Regions from separate parts of the Homo sapiens genome. Here region 2 is linked to region 1. The links are chromatin contacts, found by Hi-C or POLR2A ChIA-PET in ENCODE. All regions are on one chromosome and are shown on one strand. Each heading gives the region's core, a stretch centred on a gene start or an enhancer-like site at or near the end of the contact. The rest is flanking DNA. Distances are from core to core; before and after follow the strand shown. Region 1 overlaps TTF2 (transcription termination factor 2). Region 2 has its middle 51 kb from the start of TENT5C.

Evidence for each region. A loop is a pair of places that touch in the nucleus more often than their neighbours do. ChIA-PET counts read pairs that join two places held with the same protein, here RNA polymerase II (POLR2A). Pooled maps may share reads with other maps.
Region 2: a loop to region 1 is called in a pooled map, with 6 times the contacts of the local background. The contact joins two enhancer-like sites. A Hi-C loop is called at or near these places in 3 of 168 maps with a recorded cell type or tissue (CD4-positive, alpha-beta memory T cell and naive thymus-derived CD4-positive, alpha-beta T cell), 18 of 37 single-sample maps with no recorded cell type and 14 of 50 pooled maps. POLR2A ChIA-PET finds 5 or more read pairs at or near these places in 3 of 52 experiments (activated CD4-positive, alpha-beta T cell, activated CD4-positive, alpha-beta memory T cell and activated naive CD4-positive, alpha-beta T cell).

The regions. Positions count from the first base shown.
Region 1 is chr1:117,075,704-117,079,946 of GRCh38, reverse strand. TTF2 (transcription termination factor 2) reads right to left here. Exons shown (of 23, transcript NM_003594.4): 5 at 4,088-4,243; 6 at 3,653-3,767; 7 at 3,124-3,306; 8 at 1,904-2,031; 9 at 298-379. Among named protein-coding and RNA genes, the nearest start is that of MIR942, 17 kb to the left of the region's middle. RefSeq lists an enhancer at 1,869-3,068. Within about 2 kb of position 2,551, at least 2 of the 41 ENCODE cell types and tissues checked have a DNase peak (open chromatin) inside an H3K27ac peak, as active enhancers do.
Region 2 is chr1:117,654,623-117,658,865 of GRCh38, reverse strand. No RefSeq gene overlaps it. Among named protein-coding and RNA genes, the nearest start is that of TENT5C, 51 kb to the right of the region's middle. RefSeq lists enhancers at 2,046-2,185, 2,546-2,655, 2,806-2,875, 3,694-3,853. Within about 2 kb of position 2,530, at least 13 of the 41 ENCODE cell types and tissues checked have a DNase peak (open chromatin) inside an H3K27ac peak, as active enhancers do.

The DNA of each region.
Region 1 (4,243 bases), core at 1,302-3,801:
GAGCCTGGCACTCCGTATCTCCTAGAGATTGTGGGAGCCACCAAAAAATAAACTCCTCCTCTCTTTAATCAGCCAGAGTCAGCTTCTACTGCTGGCAACCAACATCTTTGATCCTAAACTGTGTATTCTTGAGCAAGTTGCTTAACACTTCCATGCTTCACTTTCATCATCTGTAAAATGAGGAATAATAGTACCTGCCTCATAGAGTTCTTGAGAGGAATAAATGAAACAACACTACGTGTTTAGCACAATGCCTAAGCATTCAATAAAGGCTGACTCTTATAATACCACACTTACCCAGAATTCCTCCTTGTGGCTTCTGACTTTCTCGCCATAGTAACCAAGCCAATGCCTGCTTCTGGTGTAGTAGCAAAGGGACCTGACAAAGGTAATAACCAAATGCTAAGCATAAATTCCTAATGAGAGGCTATGCCGAGCCTGGCTACACGAACTCTACACTCTCCTATTTTCTACAAATGATTCCCTCAGTATTCTGTAGACAGTTCATTTCACCTTGAAGTCCTTAACAGCACCCTCTCTCAAGGGTAACCATACTGTCCTGGTCTGCCCCTGTTTGTTTTGGGTTGCATCTAATGTTCAGCATTTCTATTAAGAGTCCCCCCTACACCCCAAGTGAGAGTCCTGATTTGTCTGCTTAATCAGTCAAAATCAGTCTCTACAGCTTTTATTTTTTTATTTTTATTTTTTTGAGACAGCCTCGCTCTGTTGCCCAGGCTAGAGTGCAGTGGCGTGATCTCAGCCCACTGCAGCCTCCGCCTCCCAGGTTCAAGCAATTCTCCTGCCTTAGCCTCCCGACTAGCTGGAATTACATGCGTATGCCACCATGCCCAGCTAATTTTCTTATTTTTAGTAGAGATGGGGTTTCACCATGTTGGCCAGGCTAGTCTTGAGCTCCTGGCCTCAAGTGATCTGCCTGCCTCGGCCTCCGAAAGTGCTGGGATTATAGGTGTGAGCCACTATGCCCAGCTCTCTGCTTTTAACCAAGACCTCTGACCCTATTTTCAGCAGCCATTACATTGGCTTTTCATTATTTCCTCATTATCTCTTAAATTTGCCTCTCCTTTCTGCAGCCAATGTCCCAGTCTGCACTACTGGTCATAAATTTCAATAGCCCTTTGACCAGAGTCCCCCTTCTAGTCTTCTGTACTCCAGTTTATCTTGTACTCTGTTAAGAAAAACTAATCTTCATCAGTCATCCCTGCTTAAATGCTACAGCGATTCCATACTATCTCTTGAGTTATTCAGATCTAATCCTTCATCAATGCCAGGCTCCTACTCAGTAACATCACCTGCTACTGCTGGCTCAGGTACTGATGACAGCTGATCACCACTTCTGAATACCAATCTCTTTATCTTCCCACTAGTCACCACTCCCTCTAATTGCAGCGTTTTATTCCTTTCCTCTCTGCTATCTAAAGGCTTTCAACCTTTAAGGCACAAAGTAGGCAGACAACAAATAATCACTGACCTAGAGTGATGTTTCCTTTATTCTGAATCCCTTTTGTACTTTATAGTATATTACAAGGCACCCCTTATTTCTGCCTTAAAGCCTTTGCTAATTGTTTTATTTACATTGTATATGTATTTTCACCCCAACTAGTTCATTACAAGCAACAATTCCTTCACATTCTTGTGGCACCTACCAACTCAACAAATGGATCCTTTACTGCTACAGAAATAAGTAACTTTATGACTTTTTAAAAAAGGGGTTTTGTTGTTATTGTTTGCACTGTTAAGCATAAAAGGAGAGGATGCTGCAAGGGAAGCCATTTAAGCATCTGTCTGTAGGAAAGGTATCTCAGAAAGTCTCTCTGCCAGCAGTTTCATGGGGCTGCTGGAGCACTGTCATAGAGGACTACACCAGGAGTCTTCCCTGGCTCACCTTCAGCCCGGCGGGATCTTCTGCCACAACCGTCTCACCAGGACATGACTCAAGTGAGCGATGCAGTTGACCGATGGCTTCACTTGTGATTTTCCACACTGCATGAACGTGATCTTGGTTTGTATGGCCTGCATACAAATAGGTGTTACCTAAAAGATGTCACAAGTATGTTTTCTTTATCCCTTTAGAGTGAACTTAGCTACAAATGGCCCTGTATCTGTTTCTTACCCTCCTTGTTAACTACTCTCCTCAACTTTCCATGTCTCTAGCAGTTCTCAGTTGGGAAACAAGTGGCTTTTGCTTTTCTGGTCACTGCCAGCCAACCCAATCTCCAAGCTCCTATCTCCTGATCAGTCTCCTGTCAACTGATCCTATTACACATTTCAGGCTCCACTTGGAATCTTCATTCTGCAGTTACCTCTGAATTCAAAGTTGCCTAGAAAGTTCAGGAAGGAAACACTTAGCTAATAGGGTGTTATTGCTCTCTGTGGATCTATTAGTCATCAGTCTTGACTCATGTCTCTCCTCAGTCTTACACACACTTACACACACACGAAAGAATAAGAGCATATCTGCAGGTCTGCCTACCTCATAATGATGCGAGCTAGAGTTTTCATCCACAAATGCTGACTGGATGACTCCTATGTGCCAGCCACTGAGCTGACTAATCAGCATACAGTGGTGAACAAGGTAGACACAGTCTGTGCCCTCACAGAAAGCTAAGTAACACGATGCAAAGCTCTACTGAGCTGCACAATCTTTATTATATGGGCAACTTCTGACTTAAGAATGGCTTCTCCCCTCATGTGGGCACAAAGACATCTACGGTAGTCCCTCCTTATCCACAGGGCGTATGTTGCAAGACCCCCAGTGGATGCTTGAAACTGGATGGTACTGAACCCTACACATACTATGTTTTGGCTTTTTTTTTTCCCCATACGTACATACCTATTTTAAACTTTAATACATTAGGGACAGAAAGCATTTAACAATAATAATAAAATAGAAGAATTATAAGAATATACTGTAATAAAAGTTATGTGAATGTGGTTTCTGTCTCTTTCTCTCTCAAAATATCTTACTGTACTGTACTCACCTTTTTTTGAACCACAGGTGACTAAGGTTAACTGAAAGTGTGGATAAGAGGTGACTACTGTACCGGGTGGCACGTAACTCACAGGGGTGGCTATTCACAGCAGGGTCAGGCCCTTGGGTCTTACCTCGATAGCACTGACTGGATCCTCCAGCAGTCACCTGGCAGGCAGACTTTAGTTCTAGAGAACCCACAGGTTGGGTACCACGACGAGGAAGGGGTTGGGGAGGCACCAGGTGGGGAGGGCCAGTGGTAGTTTTGGTGAAGTGACTCTGCTGTGGTACTTGACTGTTACTCTTCTCATTAGTTCCTGCTCAGAAAACAAGGGAAGAGCAGATTAAAGTTCAGCAAACTAAGTGAAGGGACCATATGTGTGGAGGTGAGGTCAAGAGAGAGGGATCATCACCATTCCGATGAAGGATTCCTAGAGAAGGTAGCATTTTAACAGTTGCTTAAACAATGGGGAAGAAAGTAGAGTCCACAGGAAACAGGAGAAAGTTTTTTATGAACCATAGGTGTAATGTGAAAGAAGTCTCAGAAGCAGATAATAAAATGGAAAAGTGAATGAATCAACACATTCTTTATTAAAAGGGCTTCCCGAATGTCTCTTGTAAAGTCGATGCAAACCCGGAGTTCTGAGGCATAAGCCACTTTACCTTGCTCTGGGGAAAGGGTAAGACCACTGAGTACTTCCTCCAGCTCCTGGATTTGTTTGATCAACTTCTGACCCTTGTCTGGAAGAGCCTGGATGTTCACTGATGCCAGTGTGCTCTGAAAAACAGATTCCATCAAATGGATCTCTCCTCTCACACTGTTAGATGAATAGTTTCAGATTAAAATAGCCTGAAACACCCAAACTCTGAAATTATGGTCTTTTAAATATGTGTGCAAAAACCAGAACCTTTTTTAAATTTTAACCCAGCTGGCTTACCAATCTTGAAAATATAAATAGGGGAAAAGGCAGAAACTGAACATGCACCTATAAAACCTTCACATGAACATATTTAACCCTTCTGTAGCAATGAGATCTCATATCTGCCCATAACAAGCAATGCTCTGACCTCAGAAACAAAACACGAGTCAATAGTTACCTTCTTTTGTTTCAGTTGTGTTGTAAGGTAGACACGCCGGGCTACTGGGTCTGAGGGTTCTACCTTCTTGGAAACACCTGAGGCAGGAGACACCTTTCTTTGCACACTTCGATCAGGGAATTGGAGGTTTTCCTTCGTCTCTAAGTCCAGAGTCGA
Region 2 (4,243 bases), core at 1,281-3,780, 580 kb before region 1:
CACAACACACACTGAGGCCCCAGCACAGGGTCTCCTTCATGCCACGATTAGCTTCCTCTGAGGCCAGCTTCAATCCTCTTCACATCAGGACCTTGAGACCCTTCTCCAAGTCCCTGTCATGCAAGACTGCAGGCTGGTGTACCTCCCCCTCCCTCTGCATCCCACACCCCCTCAAACACACACACAGCAGGCCCCTCCTTGGTGCCCATCCCTTCCCATCCTCACTCAACAAATGGCCTCCTTTCATTGACCTGGTTGGGTAGCCTTGTGCCCTTCCTGGAACCTGCTGGATGTGAAATTGTTTAGAAACTCCACACCAAGCTACTCTAGGGACTTATTTTCAGCCATTCCTCTCACCAATACAGCTCAGCTTCCCTCCATGAACATGAAGCCTCCAGCAGTTTTCAATCCCTAGGGTGTGTATTTCAGATTTCAAGGGCAATGTGAACAGCCAGCAGCCCAAGGGACATTTGCCAAGAGCATCTATCCATGGCATCTTGTATTAACCAGCAGAAAGCCAGAAGCACCGTGCAAGGAGGAGACAGGCCACGCACTGGCTTCATTTGTGCTGTGCTGCCACTAATGTCCCCCAAATGCTCTCTATTATCCTTGTAATCATCCCCAAACATGCACAAAGCCACATGGTCAATGCAGCCCACTGGCATACGCTTTCGTCCTGGCAGCCATGATGTCCTGTTGGGGAAATAGGTTACCACATAAAGCACCAAACACCATCCAGCAGCACCTGTGCCCTGAGCCCAATCAGCAGCACGGACACTCCTAAGATGACACAAGTTCTGGGAAATATATTGAAAAATAAAAATGGATTGATGTCTTTTTCATCTTTGTAGCCCAATGCCTGGCACATGGTATGAGCTCAAAAATGTGTATAAAATGAGTGAATAATTTTGTGAAAAAAATTTTTTAAAAATTAAAAAATAAAAATAATTAGTATTTGAATCAAACATCAGTTTAACTTTCTCATGTAGTTGGTATTTCTTATATTTTCTTTAACAAAGTAAAATTGAGTTTTTTTGGGCCAAAAGAACAAGGAACTAATTAGGTAAGATTTTTTCGTTTAAAAAAAAACAGTTAAGCTATTTTGTTTTAAATAAATATTACATTACGAACATTGAGTTTTAAGCGTTGCCTTAAAGATAACATTCTATCTATTAGACTCTGTGATCTGGGGTGTTTTTTTTTTTTTTTTCTAATGATCTGAGAGACTCGGCTCAGAGGTAAATCCAAAGAAACAAATGGAAATTTTGCATGGTTTTGTCTACTTCTGTGACAATTCACCGACTCACACAAAACATCAGCTATACCTTCCCCATCTCCCAGTATGGAGACTGAGCCATTTGGATCACAGAACAGGATCAACAGCCTGATCCATCTGCCAGTGGGAAAAGCGGATGTTCCTGTTGTCTAAAAGAATCAGACCCTCCCAAAAGGGTCAATACAGCAGTGCACATATTCTCTAAAAATGGCATGTAAAAGCCTGTCACCTGATGTTTCTTTCCCTGCATTGATTACACTGTACCTTGTCTCTGCCCTCACTTGGATTCCCAGTCAGGGGAATCAGCTTACCCATTGCTTCTTCTGGGAAGTCTTCCCCAGCCCCCAACTAAGTCGTGTCCTTCTTTACACTCTTTGCTATTAGTCATCACATTGGCAGCCCCAGCAGTAACTGAGCTATAAGCTCTGCAAAGACTTGCCTGTCTGTCTCACCAAGGCTCAACACGATGCCTGTCACATGGCGGGTGTTCCAAACTAGTCTATGAATGAATAAAGGAAGGAAGGAACATTCCCTGAGAACTAGGCAGTCTCTTCCAGATTTTTAGGCACTAGGGTCTCAATGGTCAGACACCTTTAGGCTCTTTTCAAACACATGCCTTCCCAAACAGACTTGTCTTCTGTCCCATAAAGAGCAGAATCAAATAAAAATCTGCTCGAATGGATTTTCAGCATTCGAAAATTTCAGCATTTCAAATCCCCAGCATTCTTCTAGAACATCGGAATGGGCAAACAACAGCTCATGAACTAAAGCTGTACTGAACCATGCTCACGCATTCACGAATTGTCTATGGCTGAACTAAACACACTGCAAGGGCAGAGCTGAGTGGTCGCAACAGAGATGGTCTGGACCCCAGAGCCTGCAAGATTTACTGTCTTCCGCTTTTCAAAAACTGTGCAGAGCCTGGCTGTAGAACTTCAAAGCAGTTGAGGGTCAGAAGAGAATTCAGGAACAAACAGAAGTGTAAACACAGTAGCACTTGGGTGTGAGGGGGCCCCCAGATGCAGACTGCCCAAAGAGGGTGAAGGTTCGAGCTGGGACAGCGGGGGTGAGACTGTCAGAAGAGGTAGTCTGTAGTTGGAGCCCCAGGAAGGAGCTTCCGAAACCGCCACATGTGGTGAGGAGTGTGTGGGTTTGACACAAGATAGACCCGGGCTGAATCTGCCTTCATGGTTTGCTGGCTGTGTGATCTTGGGCAGGTTTTGTTGTCACCCCGGGCTTTGGCTTCTTCAACTCTACAAGACGCCGCCTACATCACAAGGTTTCTGTGAGCTTTTGATGAAATCAGCAACAGAATCAAGTGCGTCTCTGAGAGCTGACGCAGCACAGTGCTTCAGAGCCTGGGCTCTCAAGGTTCCAGCTGAGGTCCAGCTTCAAATTCTGCCTCTAGCTCTTGGGGCCTCTGGGTCCTGAGAAGTGCCCAGCCCCTGTGTGCCCATTGCCTCATCTCGCACGTGAGGAGGGTAACCATTCCCAGCCAAGAGCTACTATAAGTATTAAATTCCAAAAGCAGGAAAAGTGCCCTGCACAGCACTTGGCACCCAGGGGGTTCCCTTTGCTCTTACTACTGAATTGTCCAGCATGCCCCAACCCATGGCAGGCGCTCAGTAACTCTGATTTCCTTCCATCCTTCCTTTTCTATGTGGTCAGAAGAGTGGTGTGACAGAGAGGCCCGGTGCTGGGAATCCACGTTTGCCCTGCTGCCAACTTGCTGTGTGGCTTTGCGCAGCTCACACAAATGTTGTAGATCACTAAAATGTTGCTTATAAAATGAAGGGGTTAGTCTAGATTCAGTGTTCCAAAACCCTGAAGGAACAAACTCTGATGTGATGAGAATCTCTCAGGAACCTGGTAAAACATCCAGCTTCTTGAGAAGATTTTTAGAGATTCCCTTAGAATTCTGGAGACCTGGAATGGGCTGAGGTTAGAATTTGTCTTTTAAATGGGTACTTTGGGCGATTCTTGACATTAAGGTGGTCAAGAGCTCAATGAGCTCGAAGGTCCTTTAGAGCTGTAAAGTCCTGAATGCTCTGGTCCCACAATCCACATCAAGTGTGTGTGTGTGTGCGTGTGTGTGTGCACGCGTGTGCGCGTGTGTGTATATGTTTTGAGAGGGAGAGAAGTTGTGTCTCCGGACTGATTTAACTGTCAACTGGGCACTCGATTTCAAAAAGATTTGAGGCTGTTAGCTTGACGTTGCATGATCATCTCACGTCCTGGCAGCCAATCTGCAGGGGTGAGCTGTTTGTCGCTTTCTCCTGACTCATGTTTGCTTATCTCCAGAAAACTCTGCACCTTCCAAACGGGCACTGCCCCAGGGCCTGCAGCTGGAGTGTCCCAGGCAGCCATTCTCGTAGGCAGCGCTTTCACAATTTTCTAGAAAATTCACCATTTTCCCAGCCCCACTCAGCATGGGTAGGGGCTCCACCAGGCCATGTGTGAGGGAGTCAGCAGCCAGAATGTGGAGCCCAGAGGCGGGAGGGGGCAGGGGCACACACCAGAGGCAAGAGGCTGAGCTGGTAGGGGTGGTAAGAGCACTTGTCTTTGGAATCAGAAGCCTACTCCCTGAGTCCCAGATCTGCCAATTACAAATTGCATGCCTTGGGCAAATTACTTTACATGTCCAAGTCTCAGTTTCATCATCTATAAATTATCTGTGCAGAAGGCACTTCTGAGAGTTCAATGAGATCATGGCCAGCCTGTATAGTAAATAGTGAAACTGACCCAGCTCACAAGTGGTTACCATCTCCATACAGCATTGTTTCCCAGTTCTCTTGAAAGCTACACCTGCGTACCACCAAGTTTCTAGACTAAACCCAGTTTTTTTCAGACACATAGACTGTGGAAATGCAAATACTGTAACATCCGGAGAGCACTGTAAGTTACCCTCCCTTCCTGCCTGTTTTCAGCCTTATCAGTAAAATCACTGAATCCCCTAGGCCTCAGTGC